Regions from separate parts of the Homo sapiens genome. Here region 1 is linked to region 2. The links are chromatin loops, found by intact Hi-C in ENCODE. Cell type or tissue: Caco-2. All regions are shown on one strand. Each heading gives the region's core, and the rest is flanking DNA. Links, peaks and the distances in the headings are about the cores only. Region 1 overlaps SLITRK3 (SLIT and NTRK like family member 3). Region 2 holds the start of SI (sucrase-isomaltase).

Region 1 (12,327 bases), core at 2,081-10,080, 110 kb after region 2:
TTATCTTCTCTCTCTCTTCATTTTCTGTTTGCTACATTTCTTTCCATTTTTCTGTGATGTCCCTTGCAGTGGATATAAGGACGGATCTGTGCATGTTGCAGTTAGGAAAGGCAGATTGCAATTTGAAGAAAAGTTCCACAGAACCAATATCTCCATGCTACCTGCTTTGAGTTAGGACACAATGCTTTATGGAAATGCTCACATATATTTTTGAAATGGGATAGGAGTAGTGAAAGGTGTATCTCACAACTGGGTAGCCATGTTGAAATTAACATGAGAAGTGAGTAAGTGTCAAACCCAAGCCTGATTCATTTAACAAATAAAATATTACCAACTACAGTTTTATATACTGTTCAACATTCCACACCACATCTTACCCTATTTTGAAGCTTAAATTTAAGCCTTTATTAAAAACTACATCTGTGCAATAATGCAGTATGTAAACTGTCATTTGTTTCATAAAAATGTTAGTAGATGGTGTCCACATATATATGCATTGTGTGTGTGTGTGTATATATGTATATATCTATATCTATATATATATACACATCCAGAATTCATTTGAGCAATGTTCACTTACGTTATCCACATTTATAAAGAGAGAAGCGTATAAGATCCAAATTAAAATGCAATGTCATTATCATTTATACTGTTAAAATTCAAACCATAAAAATAAAAGGGGGGAGCAATATTACAGGTAACAAAAATACTTTAAACTATGTATATTTGGCTCTGCAATAGTCATTGCTCTGAAACGTTACATAATAAATTATAATAACTTTAATAGATAATTAAGTTTTCTTAAAAATAATAATAATTGGTTGTGTTTCTTAAATACATTCTAGTAATGGGCTAAGGACAGTTATGTTACAATGGCCCAAAAATTAACTAGCAGGCAATGAGGAGTTCTTGTTTGTACACAAGAAACTATTACTATTTAAAAGAGGAAAAAAGACCTCCTCATTTATTTTACACATCTGTACCATGAACTAATCTAAATGTTTTAATATCATTACTTCAGTTCATCCTAGTGATTTTTTGTGTTAATATTTACTTTTAATTATAATTTGTTCAGTTATCATCAAGGTTTGATTTTCAGTGAATTTGTTAACAGATGCTAATTGAAGTGGCTTAGTAAACCAACTGCAAGATTTAAACTCTTCCAAAGATAGGACACTTAAAGGTGAATACAAAAACCTAGTTCAAACTTTCTCCATTAAGCCTTTATCAAACGGTTTTCAGAAAGAGGACATTTTCATTTTACCCCCATATTTCCATTGTCCTTTTTGTTGAAGATTTCCTAAAGAAAAAGTGAAAAATTCATGGGCCTGGTTATTCCACAGACAGATTTCATACTTATACTTGGAGTTAACATTTTTCTCTATCTACTTTTAAAATTGCCAGCTAAAAAAGTAAAACAACAAATGAAGGGTCAGTTAGGAAACAGAGGAACAGATTTCAATTTTGAATTCAAATTTGGTTAAGCAGAGAACGTATAGGGGAAAAAAAAATTGCAATTGGATTTAATACACATGAAAGATTGAATTTAGATAAACCTTAAGGTTTTCTATTTAAAAAAAATTACAGGATCTGTTAATACTTTACATCTTTGATGGGCTTGTTTTTACCATAAAGTTTGTTACCACATACCGAAAAGAAAAGTATTTTAAGATAAATTGTTTTACCAGAATTCTGAAGGAAAAAAAAAAACACCCCTTAGAATTCTTTGTGGCCACATAACATCTGAATAGTCAAAAGTTTACACTGTAAATAAAAGGAGGAACAATATGTGGATTCTAGTAGCTTTAATGAAGGCAATATTTTGGATGCCACAGCAAAGATAAAGAGCATTTCAGAAGAGGAAAGGCAAGGTTTTGAGATTTTCAAGATGAGTTTCATATTTTTAAAACACTTAACTGATTTTGTCAATGTCCACATGTAGTTATAGTTTTACTATAGGTTCTGACATTTTTCATCAGACTTATGAATGATATCATAATCAGGGGATATAAGTTGAATTATCTTCTCAGCCTAGGTACAAAACTAAGTGACTTGGGCATTTTGTTACTGGGTGTAAGAATTGTCATCAATCTCTGATCTTGCTTTGACACCTGATTTGAGCTCAATGCATATGCCCTTAGTCATAAGAATATCTTGGCACTGAGTCAGAAACAGAAGTAGAAGCAGGGATGTCAGCAACAGTGAAAGCAATAAGTTCTGCAGGAAGAACAGAACTTCTTTCCATCTCTCCACACAATCAGGTGATATCTTTCTTTCAACATCTTTTTTTTCAGAGCTAACTTTGACATGCCCAGGTTTAGGGAAGTTATGCTCTCGTTTCAAAGCTACCAAAAATGATTATGCAGTGTTTCATCATTCAAAAAGACTCTAAACCTACAGGTTCTTAACAAAATGTATCAGAAATACAACAGCTCTGTCTTCACATATAACACATTGTAATATGGGTAATAGAATACCTTTCATTTTCAAGAGAACAATCTCCCACTTATTGTAATTGACTCAAAATAAAGTATTCATGTTTGTTTTTATCTAAGTCAATGGCATATTCTTCTTGATACAATTTGTTTGGTTTTGATACAGTTTAATACATTGCAAACTCATCAATCCATTGTACTTCTTATTGGTAAGTAGATAGACTAAATATACTAAAGAACCTTTTTTTTTTTTTTTTGAGACGGAGTCTGACTCTGTCCCCCAGGCTGGAGTGCAGTGGCGCAATCTCGGCTCACTGCAAGCTCCGCCTCCTGGGTTCACACCATTCTCCTCAGCCTCCCAAGTAGCTGGGACTACAGGCACCGGCCACCACGCCCGGCTAATTTTTTGTATTTTTAGTAGAGACGGGATTTCACCGTGTTAGCCAGGATGGTCTCGATCTCCTGAGCTCGTGATCCTCCCGCCTCGGCCTCCCAAAGTGCTGAGATTACAGGCGTTGAGCCACCACACTTGGCCAAGAAACATTTAATTAGGCATGCTGAGCCTTTCTGTTACTGGGTGGTGAAGAAGAAAGGCTTCTTTTTACTAACATTCATTGGGTTTTAAAGTTTAATGGTACTGTAGGAGTTGGTTTGGGTCGAACTGTAAATTTATTATGATGCCTTTGGGCTGTATATCTTTGAAATCCACCACAAGAATTATTTTCTATTAGAATTTTTTAATGTAAAAAATCATCTGTGTGAGTGCAATAGAAAAAAATACAATTTCTCAAGAATTTGTATTATCAGGAGTAAAAATTACCAAAATAAAAGAAGATGGCCATAGCATGTTGCCTCTTCACAACTACTAACCCCTGGTATACACTTGATTTCTCCATATAAAAATTATGTCTCTTCAATTCAGATTCCCTATAAGCAAACTAAAGATGGTAATATTTGTTTATTATTATTACTACTATTATCAAACATTTTAATTTAAGGATGATGTTTTAAAAGTAAAATGGGATGTTGGATGTCTTAAACTGGATCTTACTTCTCTTATATTTCACCTTTAAGATCTCACTTTTCCTACAGACCTAGATAAATTTAAAAGGTCTTGTCTAATTAATGAAGTTATTAAATTGTTTTTACCTGTAAAATTTATTCTATAAATAGAAAAATGGAAAAATAAGTACTTGCTTTTTATTAGACTTATGTTGCATACTTATATGAAGAAATTAGTTCCTATACTCTGAAGACTTCTGAAGACTTAAAATAAATCACAATCTCACTGAGATGTATTCCCTATGATTTAAATAACAAAATGAAACAAATTGGAAGATAAAATAACTTATAAATTCAGAAATATTAATTACAGTGTTACTTTTTACATGTGAATATTCCGAAAGTGAAGACTCAAAATTTCATCCAGCTTCTCTTGGATGGTGGCTAGACAGAAGCAAGAAAAATAAATGCATAAAACAGAAATTGTTATACATGTAATAAAAAATGTGTAATTTACATATAAGTAAAATTCAGCATATATAAACTATATACATGTATATACAATGTATATACATATATAATAGTACTATATACACACACACACACACACACACACACAATGGCCCAATTATACATGTGTTATTGCTCCTATTACTTTTAAAAGGCCTATAGTATATTAAACAGAACATAGTATATTGAAGTGAATACGGTGATTTTAGTGATACTTATTTGTGTTCTGTTCACCTGAATATTCAGTGGAAAATTTTGAGCTAAGTGTAAGTTATAAATGTCTAAGTTCAAATGAAACTAGCTCAAATCACTTAAGATGGAGTGTCCATTGATTACCACTTCCTCTCACATTATCTTGACTTGTTATAGTCGTATTTCTCAAATTTTGTGTAGCATTTCATTAATGCTCCCTTTGTCATAGCCATTTCACAAAAGCGTAACATTTATTGTCCTAGACAACATAATTGCAAAAGGACAGGACTGTACGAATGATGAATTTACACTGAGTGAATCAAAATAATGTGTTGCGATGGTTAAAGTTCTTTTGTTCTATAATTGCATTATAAATTTTCATAATCCTAAACATATTCTTTTCAAATATCAAGGGTTTAAAGTAATAGTGCCAGGTTTCAAAAGAAATCTTCAAGCTCAGTCATTAAATTTTCCTTTCGATTCCCTCTCTCTAAAGTTTATTAAAATTATAGTGTTCATCATCCTTATATTTAAGTATTTGCAATTACATAAAATAATATAGCATTCTAAATAAAAATATAAAAACATCTACATAAATAATACCACATATGATGTATAACATGATGTTAAAACTTATTGAATTAAACTAATAGTTCATTTCCAATTATTTCTCACTAATCATCTTATAGTTTGAGATATTACAATATTTTTATTATTTCTAAATATTATTACTATACTTGGTAATAAAAATAGCAATGAATAATAGCAAGTAACTGCCAGAACTGGGTCTGCTTTAGTCAAGTTAGTCCTCACAATGAAGTGAATTAGTAATCTAACTTTTTCTTAAAAATAAATATTTTACTACAGCAAAAACATAAAACATATTATAATCATAGTACCTACATGAATATCCATCGTGTTTAATGAAATCAGATCTAGTATTATAAACTGAAGCTAACTTAGGTAATTTGAATGCACAGCAAAAATAAATGTCCTAACCAGGGGGTGGAAAATTCCATAAAAGCAAAAAACTATTCCCTTAAATACAAAATTCCATTCTCATATAAATTTATTTTTGCTAAATAAATAAATTTATTTCTCATTCAAGGGTGAAAGTACCACCTATATTTAAGACCAAACAGTCTTTCTGTATTTAATAAGTGAAATATAAACATTATAATTATCAAGTTATATTGTGATTTGATATTGTTTATGGGCACTCATTTTTCAAACGTTGAAAGCACCAGGGTCTTTTGAGATTGTACTTTAGCCTGATTTGTATAAAATGCTGTGTTATGAATATGTGCGTGGTCATTAAGGAAATGAGGACTACTATCTGAAGCATCTAGCTTTGCACTTTTAAGTTTTTACTATGCATATGCTTTCTATTATTCCCCAAACCATTTGATTAGGAGGAATGGAAGTATGATAAATTGCTAGTTCAGAGAGACTCTGTAATTTGGGTTTTAAAACACTTAAAGTGTAATATTGGTTTTATGTACCTTAAAAAAAAGAGACAGATGATTAGAAAGAATAAAGGAGGTGGGATAACCAGAAGAAAGGTGATTTGTGGGAAAGTAAAAAAAGAAAACAAGAAAGAAAAGAAGAAGATAAAACAAAAAAGAAGAATGACACTTATCTAATAATTGGCCTGACTCTTCTGCATAAGAGCTTCATTTCAATATTACACAGACAGATAAAGTGAATGATGTTCATGGGCTTTTTCCTTTTAAAATAATTCCAAATTATATTCAAATAATTGAGCATAAAAGTTATAGATACATGTCAAGAGCCCCAAAACTGCAATTTTATATGTATATACTTGTCTTTTTTATTTTTATGCATACCTATGCTGATATTTCTATATAATTAATTAAGAGGAATATAAATATATTCTTGTAGACATTCATGGGGCTTTTCATTTTGTTACTACAATGCCTTCGTGCTATTGTAGTCACACACCTTCAGAAGCTGCTAGACTCATTCTCTTTTTGTGGAAAAAATTGTGATGTAAGGCTTCAGTGACTTGTGATGAATTACATTCAACACCTAATGATAATTCCTGCTATGGGCACTTTGAGGAAACCCTAGCAGAGAGCACTGACCTCGCTGCACAGTTCTGCGGGTCCTGGGTCTGTGGATCTCTGGAACTCTGCTGCCCTCTAATGGCCTACTTAGATAAGTGCCTGCCTCATAGGTCTGTTTTCTTAAGTTTCCTCCACCAATTTGATACCGGCACCATAAAAATCCAATATTCTTTGGTTTCGCTCACATATAAATGGATCTAAACTTGGTTTGTTGTCAGGTTAATTTTTCAACATAATTTTAATGTCATATGACGAAAAACTCATTCAGCATCCTCTGACTTAGTTCAAGCGTTATTGGGGCCAGTTGCTGTAAGTGGTTGGAAAATGGTAACCAAATATAAGTGACAGCTTTCACAGGATTCTGGCCATCTAAATTGGCTCCACGGCCTTTGATATTTATTGGGTTGTGTGGGTGTGTGTGGAAGCGTGTGGGTGTGTGAGGGTGTGCATGTAATTGGACTACATATTTTAAAAACAATAGCAATTTTACTTTCCAATTTCTTTATCTCATTTATTATCTTAAGATGTATGGATCCTAGATTATCTTCTCCTAATTAATCCTGTACTTCTTAGCGATCTAGTTACTTTATTTTCTCCCCCTTGCATCTTGCCTGGGAAACAGTGCATCACTGGTTACTAAGACTGAAATTCATAATTCAAGGAAAAAAAAGTAAACCGTAAGTCACATTTTAAGTCTCAATTGTATCCTGGTTTGGACTAGAGATGGTGGGATATAAGATTTATCAACATCACAGTGCATCAAACCCGTTAATAAATTACTTTCTGTGTAACAAGTAAAAGAAATCATTTCTAAAATGGAAGCACGAAAGGCATGGCATAGCTGGAGTTTAAGGTTCAAGCTTTGTATCCTCTATATATAATGTATTATGTTTTTCAAAAACTTTTTATTAGGAAAGCTATACCAGAGGCATAATCACTATACAATGATTAAACATTACCTTTACAATTTATAATCACTGAAATTACAGAATAAATATATGCACATTTCTTTTGAATCTTTGTGTGTGAGAGAGAAAACATTAAAAGTGCTTCCTACAAAGCTGTTAGTGATATATACCCAGTTGCTTTTTTTAATATTATATATATATATAAGAAAGTGCAGATGTTCTCCAAAAAATCTTGGCATCAGGATGAAGTGTCACAAAGAGGGTGCTCATCCCTAGGCGTGTGTCTTCGGCTGTTAAACCACCAGGCCTCTACTTCAGTAGAATCCAGCCTAGAATGTGACTTTTCCCAGGGTGGTAGGAGAGATGCTGTGAGCTGTACACTAGCAGTGAAGGGTGGTAGAACTATGGAGAGGAGAAAAATGGATCAAACCCGAACTAAGCAGATTGAGTTGAATGGAAATGGTATGGAGTGTGTGTGTGTGTGTGTGTGTGTGTGTGTGTGTGTGTGTGTACCTGCACCAGCAGGAAGAAACTGCAGGTTTAGGGACCATGGTCTGCAGATGGATATGTGTATGAGAGACAAGATAGTGAGTGAGAACATTCGAGCAAGACCCGCCCCCTCCCTCCCCATCTTGCAGTTTCCAGGCATGCAGCAAACTGCATTGTTAATACATGTACAGAATCTGTGCCATGATGATAAGAAAGAAAGCCACAAATGACAAATGTCAACTTGTTTCCCCCCCTTTAAATCAAAACTACAACTATAAAAAAAATAGTTACTGAAAATAAAAAGACACATTGAATTTTACTTAATTAGGATCCATACAATGATCCCCAGTATATCTTATACATGGCACAGTCAAAGTCTCAAGTTTCAGTATAAAAAAATAATGATAACATTTGCTGGCAAAAGTCTGCGAAGGCACTTTCATTGATTAATGATCTGAGTATGGCCCTTCCTCCAAATCGCATCTGAGAGGGGAGAGCATACATCTGTATTCTCTAGTTATCATGCGGTTTTAGTTTTGTTCAGGGTAGGAAAGATCGTGAGGATGGAGTTACTGGGACAAGTGTAAAGGGAGCAAGGGATATATTTCTTTTATTTTCCTTTTCTTTTGAAAAAAAAAAAGCACTAATATATTTTCTTCTCTCTGTTAGAACCTGTATGTTGTCTTCTCCAGGACTTCGAGGTAATCCGGCTTGGTTTGAAGTTTGGCCCTTAACTCGAGGTAATCACTTTTTTGGGTTTGGTGGTCTGTGAAGCCCTTTCCAGCCGAGAAGAGAAGGGTTTCTTTGAGCCTGGCATCCTGCTGTAAGTCTGGGTATTGCATGCCAGGAGGGTGCACGTGCAGTTCCTTTAATTTGGGCACTGTTCCATAGAGACAGTCCACAAATCCCACTGTGCAGGGGGCAGGCTGTGGCCTCTCTCGATCTAGTAGCATACTGCCACTACCACAGCCTCCCCCAGGAGGAAACAGCACCACCCCACCATTTTTCTCATGGTGGCGGAACCCTGCCAAGTCTCCCCCAGTTCCCCCAACTACTCCTGAAACCCCACCAACTGCTGGGTGGTGAGGGTGATGGTGATTCACCGTCACTATGGTGTTAAGCTGGGAGCTGGACACTGCTAGGGCCCACTCCTTCTCTTTTTCCAGCAAGGTCCGGTAGTTACTATGGTTCTCCTTGGGTGTCTCAGCAAACTGCTCACTTCCTAGGAGAGCCTCACCCATTCCCGGTGGTTGTGTCCCTGGACCCCCACGTTCTGCACTCCCTGCTTCTTGGGCTGATGAAACAGCCACCTCCTCCTCCTCACGAGGCTTGTAGATGGGGTTGTTGCACATTTGGGTAACCGGGTGGGGGATGTACTCATACACATGACCCACGGGAGGGGCCTTCTCTGGAGAGGAAAGAGTTGGTCGACCACCACCCCCACTTCCGCCACCACCACCTCCACCATCCTCAAACAGCCTGTGGCATTGCATTTGGATGCCAGTAAGGTCCACACCTTCCTGCCGCTTGCTTCTGAAGGGCAGCTTCTTTCGACGCCTTCGGAGCACGTAGGCAAAGAGGCCTGCAGCAACAAAGACTGCTGAGAAAAACAGAACCAGCAGGCTGAGAATTAACACAGAAAGTGGCACAGGGCCCCCAGGAGGAGAAAACTCATAAGGTGATGCACTGGTTGGTGCCCCAATAAGGTGAGAATCTCCAGGCTGGGCTGGGGATTCTCCAGCTGGTGCAACGTGCAGCATCTCTGGGCAAAGAACTTCCAGCTCAATAGTGCGCACATCACGGTGCGTGAGGTTCTCAGGGCTCCTGCAAAGCACATCACCAACCACACTGACTGAGCTGATGGTTTCGATCCACTGTTTAAAGGGGACCAGGTCACAGGTGCAGTCCCAAGGATTCTCATTGAGGTCTATCTGGACAATGGCATTCAAGTGTTCCAGGACACCAGCCACGGGAAGATAGAGGAAGTAGTTCTTCCTCAGGTTGAGCCGGGCCAGGGATGTGCCAGCAAAGGCGTCTGTTGGCAGAGTCCTCAGTAAGTTATTATTGAGGAATAGCAGCTTCAAGTTGGGCATGAGGCTGAAGGCTGCAGGCTGGATTTCCCGGATGACATTGAACTCAAAGTACAAGTAGTGCAAACTCTGTAGGCCTCGGAACATGCCTGGTGTCAGCTTCTCTATATCGTTGCCATTAAGGAAGAGGCTCTTTAAGTTGGGCAAGTTGATAAAGGCCCCATCTTGGACATAGGAAATACGATTGTTCCCCAGATGCAAGAGATCCAAGGAAGAAAAATTCCAAAAATCAGAACGGTATATTTTCTGAATCAGATTGCTACTCAGATACAGTTTCTTGGCATTCAAGGGCCTTGGAAGAAGTTCAGAAATGTTATTAAATCCTCGCTCTTTGCAGTTGACAGTCAAGCCAAGGTCATTGATGTGCAAATTACAGGTACACCCAGTGGGGCATATAATGGGGATTGGTGGTCTGGTCTGATAAGGAGCAATGGGAGGCTGGTTTGGACCAGGATATAAAGCTTGGGAGGTGGAGGGTGGCCTTGGTGTTCGAGGCTGTTTGGTGGGCTTAGGCTGTTTATTTGAGGACTTGTATTCGACAGAAGAAGCAGTAAAATGAACAGAGGATAGCATTGAGGAAGGCTTAGTTGGCCATGCATTCTCCTTACTTGATGACGAATGTGGAATTCCCAAACTAGCCTCTACCTCAGAGTCAGACAACAAGGGACAGAGTTCTGTCTTCCTGATTTCTCGTAGGTCCTTTCCATGGAAGTGGAAAGGGGTCTCACAGGTAATGTCTCCCACCAGGGCAGTATAAGGAATGCGTTCCAGCCAACTCTTCAGTTGTACAATTTCACATGTACAGTTCCAAGGGTTTTCTTCCAGCTGGAGCTCCATCAGGCTTCTGCCAATGTGATCTAGCATTCCTCGGTAAAAAAGAACCTTTAACCTATTTCCACGTAGGTCCAAATGGGTTAAAGAGACAGCCTTAAATAAATTGGTTGGAAGCATGGGGATGAGATTATCATTTAAAATCAGAACCCTCAATTTACTTAGGTTCCGAAATGCCCCACTCTCAATACGTTTAATGACATTGTAATCTGCCTGCAGATATTCTAGACTTTCCAAGCCAAGGAAGGTGTCATTTCTGAAGACATCTAGTTTGTTTTCATGTAGATATAGTCTCTTTAAAATCTTAAGACCATTGAAAGCTCCAGTCTGAATGTCCTGCAATGCATTGTTCCCAAGATTAATAGACACAGCATTATTCAAATGAAGAAAACTGTTGGTATATAATTTCCTCATAGAATTCCTCTGCAGATACAGTTTAAAAGGTCTTGACCAGAACTCGGTAATCTGACTAATATTTGTAAATCCTTTACTGTCACAATGTATATGAAAGAGGCTTTCTTTAACTTCACAGTAGCATGGATCAAAACAGGGCTCATCTATTTCCTCTGAGTCCTCTATTAGGGGAATCGGGGTAGTCCATCCTAGAGCAATTGTGCTTAGAAGAATTATCCACAACATCCTTCCTCTGTGAAGCATCTCAGCTATGGAAGGTTTCATCGTTCGTGGTTGATTACAAAACTGCAACAGAAATAAAAATGCAGATTTTTAGCTTTTAGTCATATGTACTATTTTAATTGACTCCTACATGTGGGGCATTTTAAGAGCTATATAAAAACTTCAGCAATTGTTGAAGTGACACTCAAGATGAGCTAGCAACATACTTAATGTTTAGAGTGTGTCCTATATTTTAAACTTAGGAGACTCTGAAATATTGAACCATGCAGTGACATTTTCCTGAACCAAGCCATACTTGGTAAACGGCATATTGCATGAACAAAAGCAGCCTGCATTGCCTCTGTATAACAAACAACAGAACTGGTATATCGTACTTCCTTTTAGGCATAGGCAGATTCAGTAATAATGGCAATAATGTGGCCATCACACCTGTTTGCCTGTTAAAACTCATGTTGACATCAAAGATACTCATAATAAATCTGATTGGAACTCTGATGGGAAAAATATGTTCTTTGAGTTATAGGTTTTGATGATTAAAAAGACATGATATACTCCAAAATTATTATATTGATTAGTGTGATAAAGTATGAGCCTATTGCTCAATATCAGATGTTGAGATGTGTAAAATGATCAGCATCTCAGGAAAACTTAAGATTTATTTTTATGAAATGATCATAACATGCTTTATTACAGTGTATAGTCAGTATGTACACTATATGTCCACATCTTCTTGCCCAATAATACATTATTGTCATCTTCTTTAATTTAATAAATAATTTGTATATATTTGTATCATTTGACTATTTAAAACATGTAGGAGTGATTAGCCCTTCTAAAAAACATGCCCGTGCAATTGTCAGAGCTAAAGATAGGGACAGCTAGAGGATGCTGAGTCTGAAAGTGTCTGAATTAAAACATTTGCAAAACTTAGTTTGGAATGTGTATCTGCGCCTTCAAGATCAACTGAGGAACCCTGTAAAAAGCTGGAAGAGCAGGTGGCTGGTTAGAGGGGAGGTGGGTAGTTAAAGTCAAGAGAGAGTGGAAACCTCTATTCTTACCTGCTGATAAATGATCTATCACACGAAATAAATTTCAAAAAAGATATCATTCTTTTCCAATCAGAAGAAACAAATGCAGTGCACTATTC
Region 2 (11,501 bases), core at 1-8,000:
TTAATTTACTACGACTACATCTTAACTAATTGCTTCTGGAAAACTATATTCCCAGATAAGCTCATATTCTGCGATTCCAAGTAGACACGAATTTTTGGAAAACATTATTTAACCTACTACATATACACTCCAACATATTAATTAAAAATGTATCTCCCTGTTGTTGCTTTCAAAATATTAGTAATTTTAATTTATCTTGCGAAGATTTTGATACTTGTTATTTATGTTTAGTTGGTCTTCCTATTTTTCAGGGTTTTAGGCATTTTCCTCATTATTTTTAATTTCTCATCTAATTATTTTCCTTTTGCCTTCATCTGACACAGTTAAACTCTAGCAAATAAAGGTATAATAAATTTATCATATTTTAACATATTTTATCATATATATGTATATACATTATAAGTGATTATATATTAAATGTAATAATTTCATATGTAATAATATATAATGTGTATTCAATATGTAGATATGTATATTCACTGTATTATGCCCCCGAAATTCATATGTTGAAGCTCTAACCCCCAATGTGAAGGTATTTGGAGATAGGTCCTTTAAGGGGTTAATTAAGTTTAAATAAGGATATAAGGGTGGGGCCCTAATTCATTAGGACTGGTGTCCTTATAAGAAGAGGAAAAGACAGCGAAGATCTCTTTCTCTCTGTGCACGAAGAGGAAATACTATGTGAGGACAAAATGAGAAGGAAGCTGTCTACAAGCGAGAAAGAGAGGCCTCACTAGAAACCAACCTTGATGACACCTTGATCTTGGACATCTAGCTTCCAAGACTGTGAGAAAATAATTGATATTGTTTAAGCTGCCCATTCTGCGGAATTTTGTTATGGCAGCCCGAGCTAATGCACTTTGCATGGAATTATGCCTGTTACCTAGGTAACCATTTGATTATTCTATATTTTGTCATCATTGTGCAATAAGCAAACATGTCCTTTCTAATATACAATAAACATGCCATTTCTAGTATACAATAATTTATACAGTAAGTTTAATATAACCAATTTTCCAATTTTAACAATCATGATCTATCCTCATGTATATGAAAACCTAAGATAAATCTTTTTTTTTAAATTAAGGAAATTTTTAGAAAATCATTACTTTAACCAACTTCAATCTCTACCACTGCATTTGGAACAAATAATATTTAGTCAGATGGAATGCCTCTCAAATATTTAAAAGAGTAAGTGTATATATTTAAGATGATAAATAATTGCTTTAGTTGATCCGTTAAGATGGTGGAAAATTAACATTTGAAGTATTTTAAAGAATCTTTAGGGTATTTAATGAAAAGTATTATTAAAGATACATAGCTATAAATAACAACAACAACAACAAAAAACCCTGAGTGACAAAGTTTGAATAAAAATCATATTTGAAAATTGCAACATCTCCTAAAGCAAAAAAAGGCAAATATTTAGGCCCGTTTTCTAATTTCAGGTAGATTTCATTTTTCATTCCTTTATGATTTATTTTTTAAATCCATTTCCTATAATAGAAAAATGCTACCTTGAAAATTCATCTACTTAGAAAATTATGACATGCTAGTTAAAGAACAGTGACTACTGAGTTCGTGAAACATGAGCTCACATTGAAATTTGCATACCACTGTTCTAATTCCAGTTTTGCCTGTAAACTAGCAAAGTGACACTGGAATATTAATTTAGCCTTGAAAAACAGTCTAAGCTTCCATATAAATCCAAAACTTTGTGAATAAGATACCATTTAAATGATAATCTCTTTAAAATCATTTTAAGTTGCACTTTTCCTAGTTAAAAATGTCAAGAAAACACTCAAATTCTTTTGAGATATACTAAGTTAAACTTTTAAAACTGTAAGTTGTATTTTTATAAATAACAAGCATAAATATATTGGCTGAAGTTTAACTTGCTTACTTCACAAATATAGTTTATTTCACACTGAAAACATTCTTCAGCAATCTAACAGTTTAGGTTGACACTAAAGACTAATATTAGGCAAGAAAAATGTAAACCACTGACTTTCAAATATTGTTTCCCTATAAGACCTTCAAAACCCATATTGTTCCTAATAGAATTCTATGTTTAGCTTCAATCATTTCTCTCTCTCTCTCTCTCTCTCTCTCTCTCTCTCTCTCTCTCTCTCTCTCTCTCTCTGTCTCTTTCCCTCTCTCTCTCTCTTTCGAGACGGAGTCTCGCTCTGTCACCCAGGCTGGAATACAGTGACGCGATCTCTGCCCACTGCAAGCTCTGCCTAAGAAGGTTAAGTAAAGAGAATATCTGGCCACTTTCCTCAGTGTATCTCAGTAAATACTATGTTATTTAGCTCTTCTATCAGCAGGTAAGCTATAGGACCTATTACTTGTAATGTTACTCAAAGGAAAATCTCATCTCTTTCAATTTTTTTTCAAATTAATTAGAAAATTGCATGCTTACTATGATGTAGGGAAGACAGAATAGGGACAAAATAAATTTTATAGTTTATTCAGTTAATTTGTGTGTGGTAAGGTGGAGTGGAGAAGGTGACATTTGTAATTGCATATCATATTTGCAAATGCAAATATTTGCAAAATGTCAATATATAGAGTCAGCCCTCTGCATCTGTGGATACAACAAACTGTGGATCAAAAATATTTCAAGGAACAAAAAATATCAACATGGTAATAAAAATAATGTAAATAAAAAACAATACATTATAACAATTATTTGTATAGCATTTACATGGTATTAGAGTTATAAATACTCTACAGATGATTTAAAGTATACAGGAGAATGTGCATAGGTTATATGCAAATACTGCCATTTTATTTGAGAGATTTGAACATCTGCAGATTTTGGTATCCTCAGAAGTCCTGAAACCAATTCCCCGAGGATACCCATGAAGGACTGTACATATACACCCACACACAATGACTTTTATTCCCACACAGGTTTGTGGGGAAAAAAAGGAAGAGTGAACTTGGGTTACATGAATCCAATTGGTTACACCTAATTTTCTCCATTTTCTCTTCTTCACTTCTAATTGCTAAATTAAAAACAATTAATAATTTTCATAAAATGAGTATTTTGTTTTCCACAGATACTTCTTAATGCTATCATTACAAATACTCTACTGGAACATATATACTCCCTCCTAAATGTTCTATATTATCAAAGGTATACTTTCTTAAAGAAGTAGATTTGAGATGACAGAATTTCATGAAGATTTGTAAAATTAACTATAACTTGTTAAATATGGATGAATATTAACTTGTTAATTTAAATTGAGCAGAGATAAAGGAAAGCAAGGTCAGTAACTTCTATTATCTATCATTTTTAATAGGAAGCTATAATAAAATGATAAATTCAGCCTAATTTATGTCTAGATCTTTATTAAATAAGATCGATCCAATATTCAGCAATTATCTTAATATAATAATGTATATATTCATTAAAAATATTAAAGACTTTTGCTGCAGACCTCTGTTGGGAATTGTTCTGGAATGCAGTTTATTCTCACATTGACAGGATCATTTAACACATTTGGACATTTTCCTGAATCAGAAGGATTTGTAGTCACACGAGTAGTAGCTGGAGTTGAAGTAGAATCACTAATTTCTGGGGGAGGAAAAAACTCAATAAAATAAAACATGACATTAAATTAATTTTCTCAGAATTATCAAGTAATAAGTACTTTTTGAAAGAATACATGAATTCATATAAAATGAAAATTTTAAAATAAATTTTGCATTTAAAAAGACCCACAATTTCAAGCACTAGTCATCAAAAGGAAAAGATCCAATCATACTTTTAAAATTGACAGTGTAGAATCCTATTGACTGTTTCTGAAGAAATACAAAATATATTTACAAAAGGACTTGGTGTAGATTCAGAAGGTAACAAAATATACATTCATACTGTATTTACAACTTGTATTTTATAGCTGAAGAAAAGATGGAGCAATATGAGTTATGAAAAACATATAGAGAAGGTGAGAAGAAATTAGAGAAGAGGAAAGTAGGTGAAAGTTATTCAAATTATCCCTTGCAAGGGAATAATTTGATAGGTAAAGTAGAGAAAGCTGGAATAGCGAAGAATGGTAGATACCAACGCCATATAAATAACATTCCAGCAATGAGATATCATTAAAATATATTGCTTCATAATACAGTAAGCTCTCAGTTTCTGGAAGTAGGTAAAACAAAAGATTAACAGGAATAGGAAATGCTAACTGTAGTCTAGAAGATAATGTGTAACATCCTTTACAATACTGATTTGCTCAAGAGAGAATAATGAAGAAAGAGATTCAGCATTCCGTATGTACCAACTCTAAATTAGAATTAAAATATTCAGAAACAGATAATTAAACTATCCAAGTCTTTTTTCAACTTTCCTCTACCTGCCTTTCTCATACAACCTCTCTCTCTCCTTAAAATAAAATCTAACCAGAACAAAGAATATTTGCTAAAATCCTTATTTCCTTTGCAAGTGTGTGAAGGCTGGAGCAAAAACCCAGGTTTTCCCACTAATGAGATGATGCTCACACCAGTAGGCGATTATTCCACCTTACATTAACGATTTGATCCCTTTGCCTCTTTGCTCTTTGTCAAGTAGCTAGGGAAGGCAATTCATGTCAAAGCACATGGATTCCTTACTTACAATAGCTCATCATTGAAATATGGAATATAATGAATAGAAAAAGTGGAAGTAATTGTGTAACTTACCCTGGATTTTTCTATAAGTGTTTCATCTTACACAGATTATTTTTTAAAACCTATAACTATTGTGGAGTAACTTCCTCCTAACTTCACGATAATGTAGCCATGCTTTTAATGTACTACTTACCATCAACAGCAGGTGTCTTAGTTGCTAAAACAACAATTAAGGCAATAGCTATTATAGTAACTATGACAAAAAGGACAATCAGAGAGATTTCCAATCCACTAAATTTCTTTCTTGCCATCTAAAAACAGAAAAGAATATATATTTAAAATGTAAAATATATAACTATAATAAACCACCAACAATTCTCATGAAATTACATATTCTTTTTTTTACTATGTATAATGCAGAGTTGAAGACAGCACTTACATAATATCCTAAATTAAGCACTTACTTAATAATATATTAAGCATGTACTTAATAACCTGAAACTTATACTGATATAAAATGTAAGCAACACATGCAATTTAAAGTAAAAGGAATGAATTACTGATGCACATTACAGTAGTAGTAGTACACTAAGATGAAAATACAGATGGAAAAAAAGATCTTCAAGTAGGTGTGTCTTGCCTTCTCATTTAGAGCATTTTGCAAGGCAAAGGCTTCCACTTGCACTGTTTCTCAATTCTCACAACAATTCTATGAAGGAAATAGTTATTCACATTTTACTGATCAGGAACTTTAAGCTTAACAAAGAATAAGTTATAGTTCAAAGTTAAAAACTTCAGTTTTTTTCTTGAACTCTCCTCTCTCTAATTCCAACACTACTTTCCACAATATTGTCGAAAAGAACATAAATACATATATTTGATAGAATAGTATATATTTGGGAGTTGCTACTCTGTTTAAAAATCTTTTGAATTTTCACCAAGTTCCTTCATCAAACAGCAGCAAATGAGATATACAAAACTCTTATATCAAAAATACATATTTATTATTAAAAGACATTATACTTTTGAGGTAGCATATGGAAGATACCCAAATGTAGACAGGAAAGAACACATCTCCAATAATTATCTGAAAGCATATTTGTTTAATTTAATTTTGACCACATATATCTTATTTTTCTTAGTTCTCAAGTTTCCATGGATTATCTGTATTCTATGATTTTAGTATAAATCTTAATTCAAAGACATATACCAAAGTAGAACTTAGAATTACTACAGTAAGTGCTTTAATAAATTATTGGGTTTAAAATCACGGTTTGTTTTTTTTTTTTTTTTTGGTCTCACAATGGTCCCTGTTCTGTAACTATGTCAACTCATGTACCCAGTTGTCCCAACCTAAACACCTTTTTTTCCTTCTTCCATATGTTTTACAACATTCAATCATTCAATAAGTCCATCTGACTTTATCTTCAAAGTATTTTTAGAATTATGCCTTCATTTTATCCCCAGCACCACAGCATAATTTTTAGATAACATATTGCCTTCATACCTGCTGTTCAATTTCAATCCCTCCCCATCCACTCTTCTAGGTGAATTCTAAATTTTGCTGAATTCAAATGCCATGGTGAGTTCCTTACCACTCTGAGGCACAGTTAATCTAGCCTTTCTTCATTTACCATAGCATATTAAATGTCCATTGCAATTATTTATGTATATGTTAATTTCCTCAATTAGATCGTTACATTCTTGTTAGCAAAAATTATAAAAGTAGTCAGAGAATAATATTAAGTAAGCAAAAACTTAATTTTTTAGTATAGCTTATAAATGAATATCTGCAGATTAGCATTTATTCTTAGTATACAATTTTCTGTTCCAGATATGTAAGCTGTTTATTGCATCAGTAATTTTCAAAGAAAATGAATGTAAAGTAAACAGAGCAACAGGTAACATACAAAGCTGTTCGAAAAATGAAGCCCAGTTGCGTGATGTTATGTTGAGAAATGACAAAGTTACATTTAGTGTACAACTTTAAATAAGTGTAAATCTCATTTGAAGTGATAACCTACTTTGCTACCAAGAAGTCAATAATGAGAATTGTGCTTTCCTTTTTGATAAGGGAAGTCTTAAAAAATGCATTTTTGTCATGAAACAAACTCTCCTTTGTCTAGAAAAATCAAAACAAAATTTAAAACAATTGCTTAAAATTACTGTGATAAAAAAATATGATCCCTGTAATTTTGGATTACAGTAATTTTAAGCAACTCTTCTTGGAAAATATATATTGATACCCTTTCTCTGCATATTTATTATGAAGATGAATAATACTTTATTGTATAACAACTTGATGAATGATCTTTAAAAGGTCAGCTAGAAAACAGTAATGTTTTATAAATGTAGCATTCTATTTTATATAGATTTTCTTAAAATATATTTAAGCATACTTTATTATTCATCTATTTTTCAAAATCTTAATCAGTACTCATTTTCTTTCATATAGAGTCATTAAACAAAACTTGCTATGATTCCACCTAAGTCTTACAAAAGTTATAATGAAGAGTTGGGCCAAAAAAAATCCTGTATTTAAAAAAAAATTAGAAATATTTTTTCCTGTTTAATACAAGGTACTACATATTTCAAATGGCAACTTAAAATATATGATATTGCTATTTTAGCCTAGTGCAGATAGATGGGAATACTGCTAACACAAATTAAGAAAAAATATAATTAGTTGAAAACATAAAAATAACAAAAAACATATGAGCCATAGACTTACCTTATTTCATAGCCTGTTCTCTTTGCTATGTTGTACCAGACTTGGATAAGGCTGCCAAAATAATGATCAAGGAAAGCTGCTTAGGTATATATTGACCTACTCATAAAGTTTTATTGCACCCTTACCAGCCTATCAGTGTTTAATAATCTTCTGCTCAACATACAATTGTTAAAAGCCTTAACCCTGAAAGTAGTTTACATAAATGTTTCTCTCTGGGAATCTAAGTTAATTAGTAATTGTACTGTCAGATACTCTTTGATTTCTCAAAGCTGTGAACTATTAATATCTTAAGAACATAAAAGTAGTTCTTTCTATTTTTTCTCTTTTCAAAATTATATTTATTTTATATTTGGATTTTGTTATAATAACTATTTTGTCCATTGTGTGCAATTTAGATCCTCACTGGAGAGTAGAAACATATTTGAAAGACAGAATCTGTGAAAAATTTTCAGGATATAACAATTAGAAGATAATATTTTATAAAAAGTAATGATTAAATAAAAATTATTCCCTGTATCTTGTCTTTGATCTTAAGGTTGAAAAAGTGACCAAATCCTTAAGTATAAAACATAAAATAGAGGTGCCCAGATCAGTAATTTAGAGATAAAATCAACATTTTTATCTATTTATTTACCACAGATAGCACTCATTGAATTATAAAAAATCATATTGTAAACCTTCTCATTTCATGTAGTAAAATGTATAAAATTAATTACACTACTGGTTTAAGCTAGCATAATGTTTAAAAGCAATGGATTTGATATAATAAATTTGGATATAAATGCTGGCTGTACTATGCTTACCTGAGAAATTGTGGGCAAAATACTACCTATAAAATCACTAAAAGAATTATATGAGCTAATATTGCTTAATTATTATTGACCCCAATTTGACTCTGAAATTGTCAGAGTCTAAGCCTTGCATACCATCTGGATACTATCTTTTCAACAAAATATATATTAAAATAATGTGTTTGCATAAAGTAGAGCAATTAGTTTTTGAAGCAAACTAAATATGAGTCTAAAAAGAAAATTTAAAAAAAGTATGCATGGATTGTTGTAAGACTCAGTAGCTATATAAAGGAGAAATTTCAGTATATAAAATCAGTTATATAGCAATAAGTTTAAAATCAGTCCAGAATGATCTAAATAGGAAAAATATAATAAAACTTTTGAGTGATTTACTCTCTATTCATATGCCACATTATTTTATATGTGTAAAATCTCACTAAATGAACTCAAAGCTCCTAGAACCAATAGGCAAGCAAAGCAAGGTCACAGGATATAAGGTCAACATACAAAGGTCAATCATGATCCTACCTAATAGCAAGGAAGAATTGGAAACTGAAACTACAATATAGATATAGACAGAGATATAAGTTGATAGATAGCTAGATTATCAATTAGAATAGCACCAAAAAATGTTGATGAAAAAGTTAAAGATTTTAAAAATTGAGAGATACGCCATATTCATAGACTGCAAAACTCAGTATTAAGCTGCCAATTTGCCACTATTAGATCTACACATAAAATATAATCTAAATCAAAACTCCATGAAGTAAATATAGACAAGCTGATTGTAAATTTTGTATACCAATTTGTATAACAGCTTTATTGATAATTTCCCCAAACTGGAAACAACAAAAGTGTCTGTAAACTCTGGCATATCCATACAATAGCAAACTACTCAGCAATGAAAAGTTATAAACTACTGATTTATGCAACAACATTGATAAATCTTATATTTCAGATCAATTGTTTTCCCTTTAATTTTAGTTCTCTGATAGATTCAAGAGAAATAGTTAACAAGTTGTCTTTTTATTTCTTCCTTTAGAAGTGAGAGCAAAGATTCTTTCCAGCTTTCCACATCTTTGAATTGAAACGATAAGCCTCTGTCAAGTTTTAACTAGTCCTCCTTTACATGTTCCTTTATTTATAGAAATATTTCAAGTAACAGCTTTTGTTCTCTCCAGTTAAAAACTTTGTGTGATTTTCATGCTGCTAAAAAGACACATGCACATGTATGTTTATTGTGGCACTATTCACAATAGCAAAGACTTGGAACCAACCCAAATGTCCATCAATGATAGACTGGATTAAGAAAATGTGGCTCATATACACCATGGAATACTATGCAGCCATAAAAAAGGATGAGTTCATGTCCTTTGTAGGGACATGGATGAAGCTGGAAACCATCATTCTCAGCCAACTATCGCAAGGACAAAAAACCAAACACTGCATGTTCTCACTCATAGGTGGAAATTGAACAATGAGAACACTTGGACACAGGAAGGGGAACATCGCACACTGGGGCCTGTCATGAGGTGGAGGAAGGGGGGAGGGATAGCATTGGGAGATATACCTAATGTAAATGACTAGTTAATGGGTGCAGCACTTCAACATGGCACATGTATCCATATGTAACAAACCTGCACATTGTGCACATGTACTAGAACTTAAAGTATAATTTAAAAAAAGAAAGTCTTAAAGAAACAGACAGAAAAAAAAAACTTTGTGTGATTTTGAATTTGTGTACCTTCTATTTCGTATCGTTATCTCCCTGTCATGTCAACAAACTGGCCTTTGTTTTAAGCAATTACTTCTGCCACCCTAGCTCTGGTTCCAACAATGAACCTCAATCAATCGAATAAGGTGTTCAAAAAATGCTTAGAAGGTAAATTCAGATAAAAATCACAAAATAAATGTATTCAATTATAAGCATAAGGAAGTTATGTACAGTAATTAAAAAGGTGTTTTAACTTAAAACATATCATTTTATTTAAAAACAAATATAAATTCTTAAAATTTCAATTATTAATATAAAGTTGTCCAAAAACTTTAAAACTTCATAAGCAAAATGATCCCCAAATTGAGTTGGATAGTCAGCAGGCAGGATGAGTTGTGAACACCAAAAGTGAATCATAACTGGTGATTGACACCTAGTGTAATTAGAACAGATTAATGTTCAACTACTCTCTTTAGGGAGTATTATGTACTTTGTCTCTGAAATGTGCATGTCAGAATTTCAAACATATGGTAGTTAAATCATGGACGTCTACAGTAGTTAAATCATGGACCTCAAATATGCACCTTAGGTTAAAAGTTACATGATTTAATATACTAGTTTTATATGTTACTTGCCACCAGGATGCAACAAAAAGACAAAAATCGAATTTTCACAGCGATAATGCAGAGATATTTCAAAATATTAAATAATAAAAAATGTTCTGCTTCTTTTAGAGGCCTGTGAAAAAACTAGAAAGAAAACAGCCACATGGCAAGAGAAGAAGGAATGGAAGAAGGCTCTGGGAGGTGTTGAATTTGTTTGAGTTCTTTCTCCTAGAAGACAGAAGCAGGTGCAATAGAACACAAATATAAAAAGGGAAGCCAAGGTTCCTGCCTGGGTCATAAAAAATACTGGATACAAAAGATTTTAGAAGAAGAAGGAGAAAACAAATTCAGGGGCAAGACACCAGAACCATTGGAAAGACCGATGGAGAGTTACGTGAAGAGCTTCCAGAAAATAAGGCATATACAAGTGCTAGTATTCCAGTCTTACACACAGATGCATAGATAAATAAATAACATCACACATTTGCTAATAAATAGCACAGATGACTTTTTAGATGTATCTCTAGATGTAACGATTCTTAGAAGCTTCATACCCAAATTTCCAGATATCTTCAACAGTCTAAAGTAGAACTCTTTACCAGCTCCATCAAGACAATTCTTTATCTAGCTCTATCTCAATTGATATCTTTACATCTCCCCAAGCAACGTGAGCTCAAGACTTTTAATTCCTTTTTGTTAAGCGTTCTATATTGACACTTAATTCTGCAAGTGCTCTTCCTCAGTGTCTCATACGTAATTCTATTTATTTGCTGCTACTGGTATAACAATTACATTATTGTAATTGTTTCCTAACTGGTCTCCCAAACTCCAGTTATTCAACTTTTCTCTTTTCTCTAAAGTAAAACCACCCACCTCTCACCACAAAATAATTCAACTCATTATATGCCCAGTGCAGTAGTCCAATGATACTTAATGCCTGGAGGCGGAGAACCAAATTTCTTAACCTTATTTTTAAAACCCTATACCTTTCATATTTGCCATTTCATCTCCCCTACTTTTCCCTTCATAACAATGTGTTTCAT

What was found. Peaks named below come from ENCODE experiments on the same cell type or tissue, not always from the same donor. Only the 100,000 strongest peaks of a DNase experiment are listed, where the experiment ranks them.
Region 1: a loop joins it to region 2, with 9 times the contacts of the local background. A loop is called at or near these places in 4 of 110 quality-filtered maps.

What each region holds. Positions count from the first base shown.
Region 1 is chr3:165,179,609-165,191,935 of GRCh38, forward strand. It overlaps SLITRK3 (SLIT and NTRK like family member 3), which reads right to left. Exons shown (of 2, transcript NM_001318810.2): 2 at 7,112-11,243. The coding sequence starts at 11,222. The coding sequence ends at 8,289. Among named protein-coding and RNA genes, the nearest start is that of SLITRK3, 11 kb to the right of the region's middle. In Caco-2, for the core only: a CTCF peak has its summit at 6,301 (motif pointing left); a DNase peak (open chromatin) is centred at 6,273.
Region 2 is chr3:165,071,085-165,082,585 of GRCh38, forward strand. It overlaps SI (sucrase-isomaltase), which reads right to left and starts at 7,412. Exons shown (of 48, transcript NM_001041.4): 1 at 7,349-7,412; 2 at 4,811-4,928; 3 at 3,447-3,583. The coding sequence starts at 4,928. It overlaps LOC105374192 (a long non-coding RNA gene), which reads left to right and starts at 943. Exons shown (of 5, transcript XR_924668.2): 1 at 943-993; 2 at 1,088-1,191; 3 at 2,174-2,327; 4 at 6,452-6,518; 5 at 10,588-10,953. In Caco-2, for the core only: no CTCF peak of the experiment used is centred there; no DNase peak of the experiment used is centred there; H3K4me3 peaks cover 804 bases.